2 separate regions of the Homo sapiens genome follow, and region 1 is linked to region 2. A link is a contact called in ENCODE Hi-C or POLR2A ChIA-PET data. All regions are on one chromosome and are shown on one strand. Each heading gives the region's core, a stretch centred on a gene start or an enhancer-like site at or near the end of the contact. The rest is flanking DNA. Distances are from core to core; before and after follow the strand shown.

Region 1 (4,349 bases), core at 1,221-3,720, 110 kb after region 2:
ACTCATATCATGATGCTGGCTCCTGAATAAACTTTCAATGAGTACTTGTTGTTTAAAGCTAACATTTAAAAAGTGGTATCAGCAGATTGAGGCCGGGTGCAGTGGCTCACGCCTGTAATCCAAGCACTTTGAGAGACCAAGGTGGGTGGATCACCTGAGGTCAGGAGTTTGAGACCAGCCTGGCCAACATGGTGAAACTAAAAATACAAAAATTAGCCAGGTGTGGTGGCAGGTACCTGTAATCCTAGCTACTCGGGAGGGTGAGGCATGAGAATTGGTTGAACCCAGAAGGCGGAGGTTGCAGTGAGCCGAGATTGCACCACTGTACTCCAGCCTGGGCTACAGAGTGAGACTTTGTCTAAAAAAAAAAAAAGTGATATAAATAAATTTAAGAGGGAGTGTTGGTAGAATACACTGAAATTACATGGTTAAAGAACTTTGATTTATTTGGATTTTATGCAGAAGGCATTAGAGAGCCATTAGAGGCCACCGAATACATGATTAAGATACTTCAAAAACAAAAACTGCTCTTATTGCTCTATTAGAGTTAGAAAATGAAGTTAGTTAGGACATTCGCAATTAACTAATGGTGGCGTATTGACAACTTATATCAGTGGAGTGTGTTTTGGTAACAAGGTGAAACCCCGTCTCTACTAAAAATACAAAAAATTAGCTGGGCGCGGTGGCGGGCGCCTGTAGTCCCAGCTACTCGGGAGGCTGAGGCAGGAGAATGGCGTGAACCCGGGAAGCGGAGCTTGCAGTGAGCCGAGATTGCGCCACTGCAGTCCGCAGTCCGGCCTGGGCAACAGAGCGAGACTCCGTCTCAAAAAAAAAAAAAAAAAAAAAAAAAAAAAAGAAATTGGACCAGATCCAAAGAATTGTTAATAGGGCAAAATTTATAAGCCTGCCATCTAGAGGATGAGCTGAGGAATTGCTGGAAGGTAACAAGTGAGCACCAGGTGAGAAAGAGGGGTCAGAAATGGCCCGTTGCCCCATTGTCCTCTGTTGTGCACACAGCGGCAGCAACCTCTCATTCTTCTGCTCAGCTTAACTTTTTTTCAGCTGTATACTCTGACCTCTGCCTAATAGATAAAGATTGAAAAGCCTGAAGACCATGTTTTCTGACATATTGGTCTCAGCAGCCTGATATGTACTAACTCAAAAGAGATAATCAAAGAACAAGACTTGAAACTTGTACAGAATCTCCTGGGCATATAGTTCTTTTTCACCTTGTAGATGGGGCTTTATCAGATCTTTGAGTTCTGATTTTGATAACATCGTTCCCTCTCTCATTGTTTTCTTAGTCTCAGCTATTCATTGAAATAATTCTACCTGCTCTCCATCTCTCCAGCTAAGAAGTGTCACAGCTGTAACAGCAAAGAGGTTCTATGGTATACATGCAATATTCTATTTACCTTTGAGTCTCACATTACTATCTTTACACTAGTTAACTGCATATTCCATTTTCTAGACCTTTTTTGTTTGCTGCACTCTGTCCTGTAGATCTTTTCTATAACATGCATTATAGCATCTGAAGTGGTATGCCAGTAACATCCAAACCCTGCTGCAATTCAAAATTTTCGTTGAAATGTTCTACCCTAAAGAATTATCTGGGCTGGGCGCAGTGGCTCACGCCTGTAATCCCAGCACTTTGGGAGGCTGAGGCAGGCGGATCACCTGAGGTCAGGAGTTCGAGACCAGCCTCAACATGGAGAAACCCCGTCTCTACTTTAAAAAGTACAAAATTAGCCAGGTGTGGTGTTGCATGCCTGTAATCCCAGCTACTCGGGAGGCTGAGGCAGGAGAATTGCTTGAACCTGGGTGGTAGAGGTTGCGGTGAGCCGAGATCGCGCCATTGCACTCCAGCCTGGGCAACAAGAGCGAAACTCCGTCTCAAAAAAAAAAAAAAAAAGAATTATCTGAAGTTTGCCTTTCAGACATTTCTATATTTTTCAGAGATCTATATACATGATTTGATATTTGAGGGCTCAAGTCTCCATTTAATTTTTTTTCTTAATACTTCAGTGAACACATGAAACTTGTCTTTGTTAGCATGGATTAAAATTAGAGTCGGTTGCTTGCTTTGACAGCACATACACTAAAATTGGAATGATACAGAGAAGATGAGCATGGCCCCTTGCAAGGATGACACAGACATTCATGAAGCAATCCCTATTTTTATTGAGTTCTGGCAAAAAATAAATAAAATAAACTTAAGAGTCAGGCGAACTTAATTAGATAGTTATAAAAATGTTCGTGGGAACCTGATACTTTAGTCCTTCTGGTTTTATTTTCAAGCAAGCACCCAGCCTATGGCTGAACAAGATTTTATATACGTCATCTGAACGTATGGTCTTATCTATTAAAGGCCGACAAACAGAAGTCAGCAGTCAGAAGAGCACAAGAGCAGAGTGTCTATGGCCTGGCCAGGACACCAGGTGTACCTGTTGGCTTCTAGTTCCTCTGTCAAACAGCCAATTTAGGCCAAAGTACACACTACAGAAGTGACAGAGCCATGATTCACTCTATTTGTCATCAACTCTGGAACCTGTGGTTTTTGTCCTCTCTAGGAGCCGGCCACAATGCTGATAGCCCTGAATTGGTGGCCCTCAGTGAATGCTCTCTAGTGGCTGATAGGTGAGAGCGCAGGTAGCAAGATCTGAAGTTGAAGACCTTGTTCTGCTACTAGAGAACACCCCTGAGTAGTTTGACATCACCAGTCCAGGAAGAGGCTGGTAGTCTCAGATACATACATGTACCGTTCTTTGCTGTAAAAGCTGAGCTAGTTGACTGGCCACTTAGGCAGCCAAAGTTTATGGTAGCCGGAAGTGACCACACCATATTACCAGGGTCTGAGATTTTCATTACTTTGCATTTGTTGTTTTATCAGACCCTGAACTGGTTTATATTACAGGAGACAAAAGAAGGAAAATTCAGAAAGCAGTAGCAAATCACTTACCTATAAAAATGACAAAAATGTTTTTGGTATATTCTTTTACAGCCTAAGGAAATACATTGTAGTGTCTAATCAGGAGAGCATGCAAATAGTTACTTTTAATATGTTCTAACCCCAGCTGCCTGAATGTCACTTCAAAATTTAACACACTAATTTATTAGCTGTTTTTTAAAACCTGAGTATGTACTTTTTCAGTAAACAAATGACTTGGGCTGGACGCAGTGGCTCACACCTGTAATCCCAGCACTTTGGGATGCTGAGGCGGGCAGATCACTTGAGCTCAGGAGTCCAAGACCAGCCTAGGCAAGATAGTGAGACCTAATGTCTGTTTTATTAATAAATTACAAAGTTAAAAATAAACAAAAACAAATGACTTGTAGATGATTGCTGACCATTCTGTTTTAGATTTCTAGTGCTGCTGCTGTGTAAGCACAGCTATGAGTCATTGAGCTTAGGGCATGTAATTCTTTTGTTGAAGCCCCTTGGTTCTCAACAAGTAAATGACAGTGGTGAATGATGGGAAGTAGGTTGTTTTTTTTTTTTTTTTAATTAGTGGTCATGTGAACTGGAAATGGACATTTCAATTTTGTAAAACTTATAACTGGATTATGCAGAAACTTGCTTGTTATAAGCAAGTTACCATTGTAAAAACTAATAGGGATTTCTAACATAGTTTCTTTTATTTTTCTCATAGTGCGTAAGAGACGAGTTGAAGGAGATCACCAGTAAGTCTGCAAAGGTGTAATCTTTGGAAGACTTCAGAAGATCACCAAGGGCTCATGTTGGTGACATCATGTAAAATTTTCCTGGGTAGAAGGGAAAAGACTGGAAAAATTTTTTTAGTGACATGCATTTTTTTTTTAGTTGTTATCAAATTGTAAAATCAGTAATGTGATATTTTATATTCTGAAACATTTCTACTTTCTGCTAAAATCAATTTTAATTTAGTTTAATTGAATGATTTATGATGAATCTTGGGCAAAAAAATACAACTGTAAAAAATTTCACAGGTCATTTGTGTAGAATAATTTGAACATTGTGAGGACCAATCTTTTTTAAATCAAAAGGGATGTTGCTGGTATCAGAATTGTTATTGCTTCATTTAGACATAAAACACTTAAGTGTTTTCTTCACTCCGTGACCTGGAGAGTTTTCCATTTTTTAAAATACATGAACTTGGCAAGGGTGTGATTTTTCTTTATCAAGAGAACAAAATGCCAGAATGTTAAAACAGTTAACTCAAAATCTAGTCATCTGTGTAGGAGCTAAAGCAGGTCTCCAGGGAGAGAGGGTGGTCGTCTGTGCATTCCAGGTTACTGCACTTGTCTGATGTGACGTAGCAACACCCAGGTCTTCTTAAAACAAAGTCATCAGCTTTGCCAGGTTACATACT
Region 2 (4,345 bases), core at 1,119-3,618:
GAGAGAGAGTACACAAACAAATGAAAAAACATTCCATGCTCATGGATAGGAAGAATCAATATCATGAAAATGGCCACACTGCCCAAAGTAATTTGTAGATTCAACACTATCCCCATCCAGCTACTGCTGACTTTCTTCACAGAATTGGAAAAAACTACTTTAAACTTCATATGGAACCAAAAAAGAGCCTGCATAGCCAAGACAATCCTGGGCAAGAAGAACAAAGCTGGAGGCATCACGCTACCTGACTTCAAACTTTACTATAAGGCTACAGTAACCAAAACAGCATGGTACTGGTACCAAAACAGATACATAGACCAATGGAACAGAACGGATGCCTCAGAAATAACACCACACATCTACAACCATCTGATCTTTGACAAACCTGACACACACAAGCAATGGGGAAAAGATTCCCTATTTAATAAATGCTCTTGGGAAAACTGGCTAGCCATATGCAGAAAACTGAAACTGGACCCTTTCCTTACAGCTTATACAAAAATAAACTCAAGATGGATCAGAGACTTAAATGTAAGACCTAGGACCACAAAAATCCTAGAAGAAAACCTGGGCAATACCATTCAGGACATAGGCATGGGCAAAGACTTCATATCTAAAACACCAAAAGCAATGGCAACGCAACAAAAGCCAAAATTGACAAGTGGGATCTAATTAAACTGAAGAGGTTCTGCACAGCAAAAGAAATTATCATCAGAGTGAACAGGCAACCTACAGAATGGGAGAAAAAAATTTGCAATCTATCCATCTGACAAAGGGCTAATATCCAGAATTGACAAGGAACTTAAACAAATTTACAAGAAAAAAGCAAACAATCCCATCAAAAAATGGGCAAAGGATATGAATAGACACTTCTCAAAAGAAGACATTTATGCAGCCAACAGACATATGAAAAAATGCTCATCATCACTGGTCATCAGAGAAATGCAAATCAAAACCACAATGAGATACCATCTCATGCCGGTTAGAATGGCAATCATTAAAAAGTCAGGAAACAACAGATGCTGGAGAGGTTGTGGAAAAATAGGAATGCTTTTACACTGTTGGTGGGAGTATAAATTAGTTCAACCATTGTGGAAGACAGTGTGGCAATTCCTGAAGGATCTAGAACTAGAAATACCATTTGACCTAGCAATCTTAATAACTGGACATATACCCAAAGGATTATAAATCATTCTACTATAAAGACACATGCACACATATGTTTATCGCGGCACTATTCACAATAGTAAAGACTTGGAACCAAGCCAAATGCCCATCAATGATAGACTGGATAAAGAAAATGTAGCACATATACACCATGGAATACTATGCAGCCATAAAAAAGGATTAGTTCATATCCTTTGCAGGGACATGAATGAAGCTGGAAACTATCATTCTCAGCAAACCATCACAAGATCAGAAAACCAAACACCGCATGTTCTCACTCATAAGTGGGAGTTGAACAATGAGAACACATGGACACAGGGAGGGGAATATCACACACCGGGGCCTGTGGAGGGTGGGGTGCTAGGGGAGGGATAACATTAGGAGAAATACCTAATGTAGGTGACAGGTTGATGGGTGCAGCAAACCACCATGGCACGTGTATACCTATGTAACACAACTGCGCATTCTGCACATGTAACCCAGAACTTAAAGTATAAAAAATAAAAAGAAATAAAACATGAGCCACAAATGGAAGCCCCATGTATAAATTTAAATTATTTAGTAGCCACATTAAAAAAAATACATAGTAGACAAAATTAATTTTAGTAGTAAATAGATGCTCCTTGACTTACAATGGGGTTATGTCCAGATAAAACTACTGTAAATTGAAAATCTTTATCTGAACATAGCCTCATCATAAGTCAAGGAGCATACTGAATAAGTATCACTTTCACATCATGGTAAATTCCAAAAATGGAAAGTGGAACCATCGTAAGTCAGGGACTCTCTGTATTGTATTTAAACCAATATATCCAAAATGTAATTTGAAAATATAATGAGGTATTTTGCATTCTTTTTTTCATACTACATCTTTGAAATCCAGTGTGTTTTATGTTTGCAGCACATTTCAAATCAGACTAACCAGTTTTCAAGGGCTCAGTAGCCACATTTCTCATGGCTACCATTTGGCCAGTGCAGAAATTTGCATTTCCATACAATCCTATAAAGTACAGACAGCAAACCCTTCTCTTTAAAGATGTATTTCTACTCTACTTCAATTACATTTAAAACATCTAGTCTTTGTTTTACTAATGTTATTATTCCCAGCACATGTAATATGCTCAAATATTTGCTGAACTGAAGTGAACCTGGGCCTACAGCCCAGTATTGTGTTTGGCTGGCTCGCCCCTGTTTTGTTCAGCACAAGAAAGTGTTTTCTCAAGTTTAAAAGAAATTGGCAAGATCCTGGCAACTCGCCAGGAGGTCCTGCAACTTTCTGTAAAGGCCTAATTGCTCTGACATTTTGTTATTCTAATAATGATAGTAAATCCCAAAGCTTGTAGAGTCCAAAAGGAAAGTCCTGATGCATCCCTCTCTGATGATCAGATTAAAATGTATAGATTTAATTTTAATCAAGGACCTAGCACAGAATAAATGCACTTTAATTTACATGGTATGCGATAGTGTAAATCCAAATTGTTGAGCTTTCTTTGCAGTGCAAGCAACTGCCTGACCAAGATACAGGATTATTCTTCTAGTCCAGTGGTTCTCAACCTAGGGCAATTTTGCCCTCCAGGGGACAATAGGCAGCATCTGGAGATATTTCTGGTTGTCATGATGGGGAGGAGTGCTATTGACATCTAGTGAGTCTCAGAGGCCAGAGATACTACTAAATATCCTTCAATACACAGGACAGCCTCCCACAACAAAGAATTCTTTGGCCCCAAGTGTCAGTCATGCTGAGGTTAAATAACCCTGTTCTCATCCAATATTGGGACTTCTCGTCTTCCTTCTTCCTGTCTTTTCCACTGTAAAAACAATTAAAATAGTTCAGAACTTTTTTGTTCTACTCCCCAGAAGCAATCACTATTAGCAGTTTGTTTTTCATTCTTCTGGTTGTTGTCTTTATGACTTTAATTAAAGTGGTTACTGGCTCATGCCTGTAATCCCAGCACTTTGGGAGGCCGAGGCAGGAGGATCACTTAAAGCCAGGAGTTCGAGACCAGCCTGGGCAACATAGAGAGACCTGTTTCTACACCAAAAAAGAAAAAAGTGGTTGTCAATCCTAACTGCACATTATTCACCTGGAGAGCTCTTCAGAAATGCAGATGGCCATTCCACAGCCTCAGAGATTCCGATTTAATTCATCTGGGGTAAATTTTTTAAAGCTCCCAGACCATTCTAATGTGTGGTCAATGTAGAAAACCAGTAATATACAGAAATTTATATTTTTCATTTATCATCTTAGAAAATTTTTTATTCTCTATTATAAAAGATGAGGGTAGTTCTATACTTAATTTTCCATTCCTCCTTTCTCTTCCACTTCCAAATTGTAGATATTCCATTATTTTCACACATTTGAGCTTTATACATTTTCTGTAATTATATTCTGTGTTTGTATATAGATTGATTCCAAAAATTAACCTATTAGCAGCATTTACAATTATATGACTTATATAAATATAAATCTCCATTCTCATGGGCCTTACAATGTAGTGACTAGTGCTGACCTGATTTTTGATCCTTTGCAGGTAACTTGTTTTTCCTTGCTAGAAATTTTTAGTACTCTCTTTCCTCTTGGAATTCTGAAATTTCACTTGTCTGTTCACTTAAGAGTCATTTTGGTCCGGGTGCGGTGGCTCACACCTGTAATCCCAGCACTTTGGGAGGCCAGGGCTAGTGGATCACCTGAGGTCAGGAGTTCGAGACCAGCCTGGCCAACATGGTGAAACCCCGTCTCTACTACAAGTATATAAAAAAAATTAGCCAGGCGTGGTGGCCCATGCCTGTAGTCCCAGCAACTTGGGAGGCTGGGGCAGGAGAATTGCTTGAACCAGGAGATGGAGGTTACAGTGAGCCGACACAGTGCCACTGCACTCCAGCCTGGGCAACATGTCAAGTGAGACTTTGTCTCAAAAAAAAAAAAAAAAGTTTTTTTTATTCATTCTGCTGAGTGTCTAGTTATTTCCTTCAGATAAAGATCCGTAACTTTCTTCATCTCTGGGAAATTTATTTTTTCTCCTTAATTATTTGATAACTTCTTCTCTTCTGCTTGCTTGCTTGCTTTCTTTCTTTCTTTCTTTCTTTCTTTCTTTCTTTCTTTCTTTCTTTCTTTCTTTCTTTCTCCTTCTGGAACTCTTCTTAGATGAATGTTGAATCTCTGCATCTTTCATCCACA

Evidence for each region. A loop is a pair of places that touch in the nucleus more often than their neighbours do. ChIA-PET counts read pairs that join two places held with the same protein, here RNA polymerase II (POLR2A). Pooled maps may share reads with other maps.
Region 1: a map of Calu3 shows a loop between it and region 2 (3-fold over the local background). The contact joins two enhancer-like sites. A Hi-C loop is called at or near these places in 18 of 168 maps with a recorded cell type or tissue (A673, Caco-2, Calu3 and 13 more), 1 of 37 single-sample maps with no recorded cell type and 16 of 50 pooled maps. POLR2A ChIA-PET finds 5 or more read pairs at or near these places in 3 of 52 experiments (GM12878, activated CD4-positive, alpha-beta T cell and activated CD8-positive, alpha-beta memory T cell).

The regions. Positions count from the first base shown.
Region 1 is chr15:51,905,126-51,909,474 of GRCh38, forward strand. It overlaps TMOD3 (tropomodulin 3), which reads left to right. Exons shown (of 10, transcript NM_014547.5): 10 at 3,651-4,349. The coding sequence ends at 3,685. It also overlaps the pseudogene RNU6-90P. Among named protein-coding and RNA genes, the nearest start is that of LEO1, 64 kb to the right of the region's middle. RefSeq lists an enhancer at 3,233-3,402. Within about 2 kb of position 2,471, at least 6 of the 41 ENCODE cell types and tissues checked have a DNase peak (open chromatin) inside an H3K27ac peak, as active enhancers do.
Region 2 is chr15:51,791,348-51,795,692 of GRCh38, forward strand. The region is part of intron 7 of TMOD2 (tropomodulin 2); the gene reads left to right. Among named protein-coding and RNA genes, the nearest start is that of TMOD3, 36 kb to the right of the region's middle. RefSeq lists an enhancer at 3,374-3,543. Within about 2 kb of position 2,369, at least 2 of the 41 ENCODE cell types and tissues checked have a DNase peak (open chromatin) inside an H3K27ac peak, as active enhancers do.